Regions from separate parts of the Homo sapiens genome. Here region 1 is linked to region 2. The links are chromatin contacts, found by Hi-C or POLR2A ChIA-PET in ENCODE. All regions are on one chromosome and are shown on one strand. Each heading gives the region's core, a stretch centred on a gene start or an enhancer-like site at or near the end of the contact. The rest is flanking DNA. Distances are from core to core; before and after follow the strand shown. Region 1 overlaps ZNF438 (zinc finger protein 438). Region 2 has its middle 91 kb from the start of LINC02644.

Region 1 (4,521 bases), core at 47-2,546, 44 kb after region 2:
TGTCGCTCAGTAAAATTAATTGTGTACAATTATTCAACAGGAATACTTAATATTAGGATCTTAAATATGGGCTGTTTTTAATATGTTAAGCATACTAAAATAACAATTTTGAAAAGTGACATTTACAGTTGGTGAGAAATTGATCTAGCTGGGATTAAAGGGAAACTAGGAAGTGTTGAGCCCTTATTATGGTCTAGAATTAATGCTAGGTCTTTTAATTAAATCTTCATCCAAACTCTGCGAATAAGTATTACTGTTCCCCTTACACAGATTAAGAAAAATGAGGTTTGAGGAAGTTAAATAATCTGCCAAAGTCCACATAACCCAGAGCTGTCCCACTCCAATTTGAAGCAATGACCTTTTTCTTCATTTTCCTTCAAAGGGCAGGGGGATTATATGTAAAGTTGTCTGAATTTATCACAAAATATAATACCATATCTAAATTTTAAATAGAAAAAATAAATTTTGAAATAGAAATGGCTTGTCATATTCTAAAATTTCTTTTTTTTTTTTTTTTGAGACACAGTCTTGCTGTCACCCAGGCTGGAATGCAGTGGTGAGATCTTGGCTCACTGCAACCTCTACCTCCCAGGTTCAAGTGATTCTCCTGCCTTAGCCTCCCGAGTAGCTGGGATCACAGGCATGTGCCACCATGCCCAGCTAATTTTTCTATTTTTAGTAGAGGCGGGGTTTCACCATGTTGGCCAGGCTGGTCTTGAACTCCTGACCTAAAGTGATCCACCCGCCTTGGCCTCCCAAAGTGTTGGGATTACAGGTATGAGCCACCCCATCTGGCCTAAAATTTCTATTACCATTAAATTATACTAACTTTCTGAAAGCCCACTTATTAGAGATAACTCACAGAAAATTAATAGTCATTTGAAAGCAAAAGCATATTTTTATATTTGAATTTGCCACTTACTATCCATAGGACTCTGAGAAATCCAGAAAGGCTGTTGGATATTTGGAGAATGTGCAACGTGTGTCCTCCTCCTCCTCCATTGCCATCAAAGGATTGGATCTGATGGATATCATTTACATGTTAAAGGCAGTGGAGGAAAGAATGAGGGCTCAATAGCACTAGGTGCCAATGTCTTACCCAGCTTTATTAAACTGTTTCACAATGCAGCTACCACAAATAGTATTAAGAGACAAGCACATGAGGCAATTCTCTAGATAGCTACAAACAGCTCACTTCCTGATGTCCATTGGCAGAACCAAAGCCTGCTCTGTTGCTTCTGAATAAAGTTGTTCAACCTCTTCTGGTCGCTGGTTTGGGCAAAGTTCCATTATTCCATCTGCTGGGGCCCACAGGCCTACTGCTAAGAGTGCAGAAGGGAGCAGGCAGAGAAAGAGAGGCGTGTCCCTGCTCTTGAAACAGGCCCCCTGGATCCAGGCTCACGAGGAAAGTTCTGCCAAGTCTTGGTCACTAAAGAGCCAAAAATTTTAGGTGTTGTTCTGGTTTTAATTTTATTAAACTGAAATACTCTATTTTCAATTTCATTCGTTGTTATCCCTGTTTTCCCTGCCACTTGGCTTTCAAATAATAAATTCCACTTGGGGTTCAAACTGTTTCCCAAGATGGTCTCTAGTTAAAATAAATATGGTAAAACCCTGGAGAGGTCTGGGATAAAAGCAATGTCTCATAACACAAGGGAGTGCAACTTAATTTTGTTGAAAAACCTATAAACACCTTTAGCCATTGCCTACCCTCTCCCCAAGCTACTGTCCAGGGTCTGCAGCAGCAGTCAGAGTCAACAGGAATTTATTGAGCACTGACTATGGAGCATGCACTGTAAAACGTGCCGGCAATAGGCACAAGTGTTCTTTTGTTTCTAAGGACTCAGGATGCCAAATGCATTTCTAGTCCACATATCTGCAGCATGGAGACCTCCTAGAGTCATCATGTCTCAGACCTAAGTTTCAGGAAATTTGAGACAATGCAAAGGAAACAAGCACATTCCTAACTGGAGATCTTGTATCCTGAATCTAGTTTAGTCCATTCTCCTTGACATACTTGTGTGTTCTGCTCAATTATTGCTCTTAGCTAACTCCCCTCTCCCTCCTTAACACCACCAGTGACATGCAGGGCAACTTCCACTCAGCACAGGCCTTTGAGATTTGTCTTGTCAAACAGTGCATCCATCACCTCACTTCGCAGGGAAGGAAATTCTCATTTTCTGAGGAGCTGAGCTTCTTTATCAATACTGTTTCTTTAATATTATCCCAATGATAAGCAGATTTTATGGGTTAGGTACTGTGCAAAATATATAACATGCATTATCTCACTTAATACCCAAAAAACCTGAATTAGGAACCACTGTTGTATCTGTTTGTTTTTGAGACAGGGTCTCACTCTGTCACTCAGGCTGGACTGCAGTGGTGTAATCACGGCTCACTGCAGCTTCAAACTCCCCAGGCTCAGCTGATCCTCCCACGTCAGCCTCCCAAGTAGCTGGGACTACAGGCGCACACCAACATGCTGGGCTAATTTTTGTATTTTTTTATATATTGTTTTGCCATATTTCCAGGCTGGTCTTGAACTCCTGGACTTAAGCAATCCACCTGCCTCAGCCTCCCAAAGTGCTGTGATTACAGGCGTGAGCCACTGTGCCCAGCCAAGTCTGTTTTACAAGGATTTCTAAGCTCATAAGTAACAGTGCTGGAACTCAAATCCTAGCCCATTTTATTCCAAAGGCTCTTTCTACCTCTGCATGCTGACTGTAAGCTACTATGTGTGGTTATGGCCAGCATCTGATCTTCAGTAGAAAGACTGTGTGTTTTGGGGTTTAGACAGATTTGGTTTCAACTCCTGGCTCTGTCATGTACCTGTGGCTTTGGCACTTCACTCTCTGTGCCTAAATGTTAGGATCTATGAAATGGGCATAATAATATCTGCCTACAAAGGTCCCTGTCAGGATTAAATGAGAAAAATACCCATGATGGTGCAAGTAGTTCCTGCTACATGTTAGATGCTCAGCAGATATACTAGTTTTCCACTTTCTCTTGCTAGAGACTATCAGGTTGTTGACATTTATTTTTGTTGGGAAAAAAAAGGCACAAATCTTGAATGATCAGCATATGGAAGTAGTTCTGAATCCTTAAAGTAGTGTTTCTATTTTGAAACGTAAATGAAGGAAAGAGAAAAGAAATGGCTATTACTTGTGCTGGCCTCAAAAGATAGCTTCCCAAAATGAAGACCTCAGAAGCAAAAATCTCTCTGCCCTTCTGTCCCTGGCCCTTCATTTTCCCCCCGAGATTAGCCATAGAATCTAGAATCCCTCTTCCCCAAGGTGAGTCATAGAAACCAGAACCACTTTTCCCCAAAGCCAACCATAAAACCTGAAATTATTACTCTAACCTTGGCCATAAAGAAATGATCTGACCTACTTGTTTGATTGTAGGTCATCGGACCCGCATTCCAGAGAGGGTCCTGCCTCATACCCAGAAGGAAGGGATGTTCCACAGAGAGGTCAATAGCAATCCAAAACAGACAAGCCTTGCTGGGTTTCCTCACTCACTCTATTAGCATTAGATGACATCCCTTTTGTTCAATTATATTTCTCCACAACTATCCATGTTTTGTTGAACCTCAGCATGAAAACGGACAGTTTCCCATCTTTGGGTCTGCATTCTGAAAGCTCTCGTGTCATGTAACACAGCTGATTCAATGTATATACCTTTTCTCCAATTAATCTGCTGATCTGTCAGCTCATTATCAGTGAACCTTCAGAGGGGTGAAGAGGAAGTTTTCCTTTGCCTCTATGCTTGTAAATAATGAAACTGTATTTTAAATCTTGTGCCTCTCTTTTGACACTCACGCTGGTAGCTCAATCTTTCCTAACATCTAATCCAATCCGTCTTGCCAGGCTCTTTGATTCCCTGTCCAGAACCCACTCCCACTTGCCCTTCTGTAAATTTTTGTATCCCAGTTGATAAAGTGCTAATTGGATTAACAATTCAATGCGAATAGGGTTAACATACATGCATTTTAAAGAGCTACTTTATGGAGACACTCCTTCCCACTTTTGTTTATACCTAGTAAGTAGTGAGGCCAACTGTTGGTCTTAAACCTAGCAGGGAAGAAAGCAACTACCCTAGTAGTTGTTCAAGAAAGTGGGGTAAGTACAGATCTCAGTGGCCCTGTGATGGGGGATGGGGCCCAGAGTGGGGTTAGGGACACTTGCCTTGCAGACTTTAGTATTTTGCCGAATAAATTATTATAAGTTTTAAGACAGCCTGAGTACAGAAAGAAAAGTTAGGCACTGAAAGAGGAACTATAGCCCCTAAAATGGACTAAATGAGATATATAAATACAGTTGTCCCTTACCATCTGTGGGGGATTGGTTCCTCCACAGGACAATGACCTCCTTTAGACACGCAAATCCATAGATGCTCAAAACCCTGATGTAAAATGGCACAGTGTTTGCACATAACCTATGCATACCTCCTCCTGTATACCCCAAATCACCTTTAGACTGCTTTTAATACCTAGTGCAATGTAAATACTATGTAAATAGT
Region 2 (4,830 bases), core at 807-3,306:
ATGCAAACATCTTGGCTTGGTGCTCTGTAAGTTGGAGAGCTTGACGCTGAATTGCATGAAGAGGTCCAGCCTGCATCAGTTACTACATCAGGATCCAAAAGAACGTCCAGCACCCCCCACCTTCTGCTCCCCGGTTCCAGCAGACCCATGCATCAGAACAAAAGCTGTCGGCAGCACTTCCCCCACCTCCGAGCCAAGGATCACCTTAACCTTCTTCCCGTCTGCTCCATTCAGTCTCCACTGTTACATTCTGCCTCCACATTCAAGGCCTGGCTGTGGTCAGAGGTCGCTGAATGAATCATGTTAAACAAGAGCTTTGCTGATGTTTTAGAATTTCTAGGGTGACCTAATTCCCTGTATCTGTTTTTCACAACTTTTCTATTTTTTTTCTTCTTCTCTGTTGTTTATAGGAGCAAATCACTGGACGGAGATCAAGCAGTTTATGGTGCCAAGAAACCAGAGAGGCTGCAGAGGCTCAGAGCACCATGGAAGAAAGCTTTCTGCTTGCCAGCACCGTCCCCAACTGCCCCTGCTGAGGGGCTGCCTTTGGAGCTGGCACACGGGATCCCTGGGGTCAGCACAGGGTGGCCCATGCATACACCCAGCCCCAACAGGACGCCTGGCTCAGTGTTGGCAACAACCGCCTCCCCAGGGACCCCTCTATGCCCTGGCCTGGCTGCTTCCCCAGCCTCAGCTCCAATGGGCGGGGGGGGTTCCTTTTGTTTCAGCGTGCAGGTGACCTTATGCTGGTGTCTCATAGAATAAAGAGAATGTGTTCGTGGGAGAAACACTGGCAGGATAAGACTTCCTGCCTGCACTGTGCTCTTCAGAGAGCACGTTCCTATTTTGAGCTCTTTCTTTCTTGCCACTGCCCTGCCCCAGCAGGAAAGGACCTCTGCACGTTCTCATTCTCCGGTTCTGCAGAGGCTGAATCAGAGACTGGAAGGCTAGGGCACCGGTTGCGCTTCTATTCACTTCTAATGTGAGCTTCAGAAACTTCCAGCCCTTGCATACCCACTCTCTCCCTTGGCCCTCCTCCTAGATTCCCACAAGCTAGACAGGGCAGGATTCCTACCCGACCCTGGATGAGGAAAGTGCGATCAAAGCTCTGAAGGACTTGTCCAGGGTCGTGGAGCTCATCAGTAGAGCAGCCCAAGCAGAAACAGATTTTTCTAAGTCTAAAAAACGTGACAATGTAAATCAGAAAGTTTAAGTTGCATTCTTTCTTTCCATCACACTTTAAGTGTGGGATTATTTGCAAATCACCTATGGTGACTCTCTATTACTCCTATTTTATCTGTTTGATAGACCCAGATTTTCCTTTGTGCATTCCTTGAAGTGAAGCCCTTGGATGAAGCTAGCTCCCACTGACTCGGGAATAAAAGCTCTTACCAGGTACCTTGTGATTCTAAGTGCTTCTGGCCCATCCAGGCATTTAATGGGTACTGGTACCATAATCGCCACCACCACCACCACTATCATCATCATCATCATCATCACCACCACCACCATCATCATCATGGTCATCTCCCACCCCTGTAGACCTATGAGGATAAACTGGCAGATACTTTAGTTAGCCTGTGCAAGGTCAGCAGAGGAGAGGCAGGAATGTTGAGGCTCAAACTCAGGGCCTCTGCTCACAGTCTTGGCTTTACTCTCTGCCTCGTCCCAAACACACCTTGCTTCTTCTCCCACTGTGTCTGTGAAGGGAGAGGGAAGGATTAGATTTTAGAGGCGAGAAGCACTGAGCCAATGACACGACGATCCTGGATTACCCTACTTAGAGGCATAGATGGGTTGGAAGCCTAACATTTTCAGACTAATTTTCAAGAAGCTTCATCCAAGTACTTAGGATGAGCCAATGGCAGAAGAAATATTCAGAAGTAAATCCCCTAGACCTGCTTCTTAAATTTTAATGTACATGCAAATCCCCTAGAAATGGTGTGGGAATGCAGATTCAGATTCAGCAGGTCCGGGTGGGGCTGAGGCTCTGTATGGCTAACCAGGGTGATGCAGAAGTTTCTGGTCTGTGGACCAGACTTTGAGTAGCAGGGCCCTAGACCACAGGTTTCCTGACTAGATTCCTGGGTTTCCTGAAGATGACTCAGGTGCTGGCCTGGGGGGCTGTGCAATGGGGTTTCTGAATCACATCTCTCTTGGAAAAAAGGGTTTATCCTGCTTTGAAAATAAGTTTGAAAGCCACAACCCTAAATATAATACCCCATGCACTTGGAGGTACTTATTTTAATGTGTGGCAAGAAATTTCTGTCCCCAAAGAGAAATTCTTTTATATGCTTTGCTGACTCAGGGGAATCAGTGCCCATATTTGGACAGCTGGCCTTACAGTGACCTCACTGCTACCTAATGGAAAATGTTGAAGGTACTCTACTTAGAAATAATTATATTTACATAGCCTCTGTGTTCTCTCCCCCCAATCCCTCTCTCTCTCTCTGTCTCTCTCTCTCTCATAGATTCTTGCAGAAAAAAAAGAACACTTGCTTCTGGAATTCATCAGTTCCAGCTGTTTACTTCCATTGAGGCCAGAAACTTATTTTTTTTCCCTGTGTTTAAGTTTTTTATGGGAGCGAAGGGTAAGGAAGGCTTCCATGACTACAATCATGAAAAATCGGTCTATTGAGTGAGAGCTCACCACCAGACCAGAGAAAACAAGATATTGGGGCATTGAACGGGAAGGTCCTGAATATAATCCTGTGTTCTCCCTATGTGTTCTGCAAGAAAAGAATTCTGTGATCAAGCGTGTTAGGAAAATGCAGTGTTAAACAAACTTCTCTCCTATAGGATTTCTTAGAGCCTTTTATGAGATAATATGGTTATAACTCCCCCAGAGGCAATAAGTGTCTGCAATGTTTCCCAAACTTCCTTAAATAGAGTCCACTTTCATGGAACATCTTGAGGAACACTAGAAGTCCATGGAATCTGACTTCTGCAAGCAGCTGATCAAACCCCAGCTCTAGAGCACCAGATTCAGACGAGATCAGGCACATTCAGGGTGGAATGACCAAAGACTAGAAGGCCTGATTCAATCCCTAAACCTGGGAAAACACCTTCCTTGTGGGCTGGTTCCCCAAATGATCAGACACCAAGACCTTCCATCTCTGGAATTATAGTTCTAGAAAATTCTAGAAAGTTCTGGAAAGTTTTTGGCTAAGACTTGGACCATCCCTGGGAGTTTGGTGCAGAGGCTGAGCTACAGAGTCACCTCAGTGGCCAAGACTTAGGAATCATCCCACAGTCCTGCAAGTGCACAGTGGGGACTTAGTTTCATTCCCCATGTGTCTCCAGAGTGGCCCACAGGGAGCCGTCTACATACGTGGGTTTGGGTGAATGTGGGGAATCAGCAAGGAGGGGTTGCCCCTGCTAGAGGGTGTGCAGAGCTCCCAGGAGCCCTCTGCTTGTGTGGGAGGAAGAAGAGCTCGTGGGGAAAGGCAATGCATGGATGTCCCATGCAGGCCCAGACTAGGCAAGACCTAGACGTGCATCTAGTCCCCTTTAGCTTCTCTCCTGCCTCAGTCTACCACTTCCCAAACAAGGTAGTGAGGTGGCTGTAAGGACACTCCAGGTCTGACAGTCAAAGCTGCTAGAACAGCATGTCCTAAGTGTGATGCCATCACATTAGAAGTCTAGGTGCACACACTTTTTTTTAATTTTAGTGGTTATGTACTTGTTTTACCATTTATAAGAAAACAAAAGTGAATGGTCCCTCGAGCCTCTGCTTTCACAGATGTTTGTGCTTTGAGGGAGGCTAATGCAGGTGGACCTGGAGCTCCTGGCTGTGTTCAGCTCCAGAATCATGCCCAGATAGGAGCAGAGCTGGCAAAAACTGTGAGCAGGTGTGTTAGTCTGCTTGGCGTGGCTGTCAAGTCATACCTGAGGCTGGGTAATTTAGGCAGAAAAAAGGTTTATTTAGCTCATGGTTCAGCAAAGAGTATAAGAAGCATGGTGCCAGGGCTGGGTGCACTGGCTCACGCCTGTAATCCCAGCACTTTGAGAGGCTGAGGCAAGTGGATCACTTGAGGTCAGGAGCTCAAGACCAGCCTGGCCAACATGGTGAAGCCCTATCACTACTCAAAATACAAAAATTAGCCTGGCGTGGTGGCAGGCACTTGTAATCCCAGCTACTCAGGAGGCTTAGGCAGGAGAATTACTTGAACCCAGGAGGCTGAGATGGTGCCATTGCACTCCAGCCTGGGTGATAGAGTGAGTGAGACCCTACCTCAAAAAAAAAAGCATGGCACCAGCACTTGCTTCTGGTGAGGCCTCAGGAACCTTCTACCACTCATGGCAGAAGGGGAAGGGGGGGAACAGGCATGTCACATGACAGGAGAGGGAGCAAGAGAGATAAAAGAGGAGGTGTCAGTTTCCCTTAAACAACCAGCTCTTATGTGAACTAATAGAGCGAGAACTCACTCATTACCGTGGGAGGGAGGCATCTGCCCCCGTGACCCAAACACCTCCCATCAGGCCCCGCCTCCAACATCAGGGATCACATTTCAACATGAGATTTGGAGGGGACAAACATATAAACTGTATCAGCAGGTAAAGGAGGACTGAAGCTATAGACTCAGGGAAATCCAGAATTCTTGGAAAGTACACCTCCTAATTGCCAGACAGCAGGTCACTGGGGCTGGGAGACAGAGCTGATGGTCCCCCGAAGTGACAGGCCTGCGGACGTGTAAGAAAGTCTAAGGATGAAGAGCAAATAGGCTGTGCGTAGCTCCCTACCCAGCCTTCCCATCTGGCTTCTTTCTCTTTGCATTCCAAGGCCTGGATTTAATTCACTGGATGAGATTATGTTAATACGTCCTGTTC

What was found. Hi-C counts contacts between places; a loop is a spot of excess contacts on that map. ChIA-PET counts read pairs that join two places held with the same protein, here RNA polymerase II (POLR2A). Pooled maps may share reads with other maps.
Region 1: a loop to region 2 is called in a map of endothelial cell of umbilical vein, with 7 times the contacts of the local background. The contact joins two enhancer-like sites. A Hi-C loop is called at or near these places in 5 of 168 maps with a recorded cell type or tissue (cardiac septum, endothelial cell of umbilical vein, ovary and 1 more) and 1 of 50 pooled maps. POLR2A ChIA-PET finds 5 or more read pairs at or near these places in 5 of 52 experiments (HEK293, MCF 10A, OCI-LY7 and 2 more).

The regions. Positions count from the first base shown.
Region 1 is chr10:30,856,758-30,861,278 of GRCh38, forward strand. The region is part of intron 5 of ZNF438 (zinc finger protein 438); the gene reads right to left. Among named protein-coding and RNA genes, the nearest start is that of LINC02644, 140 kb to the left of the region's middle. Within about 2 kb of position 1,297, at least 17 of the 41 ENCODE cell types and tissues checked have a DNase peak (open chromatin) inside an H3K27ac peak, as active enhancers do; they include endothelial cell of umbilical vein and ovary, where a contact is called at or near this core.
Region 2 is chr10:30,811,900-30,816,729 of GRCh38, forward strand. No RefSeq gene overlaps it. Among named protein-coding and RNA genes, the nearest start is that of LINC02644, 91 kb to the left of the region's middle. Within about 2 kb of position 2,057, at least 14 of the 41 ENCODE cell types and tissues checked have a DNase peak (open chromatin) inside an H3K27ac peak, as active enhancers do; they include endothelial cell of umbilical vein and ovary, where a contact is called at or near this core.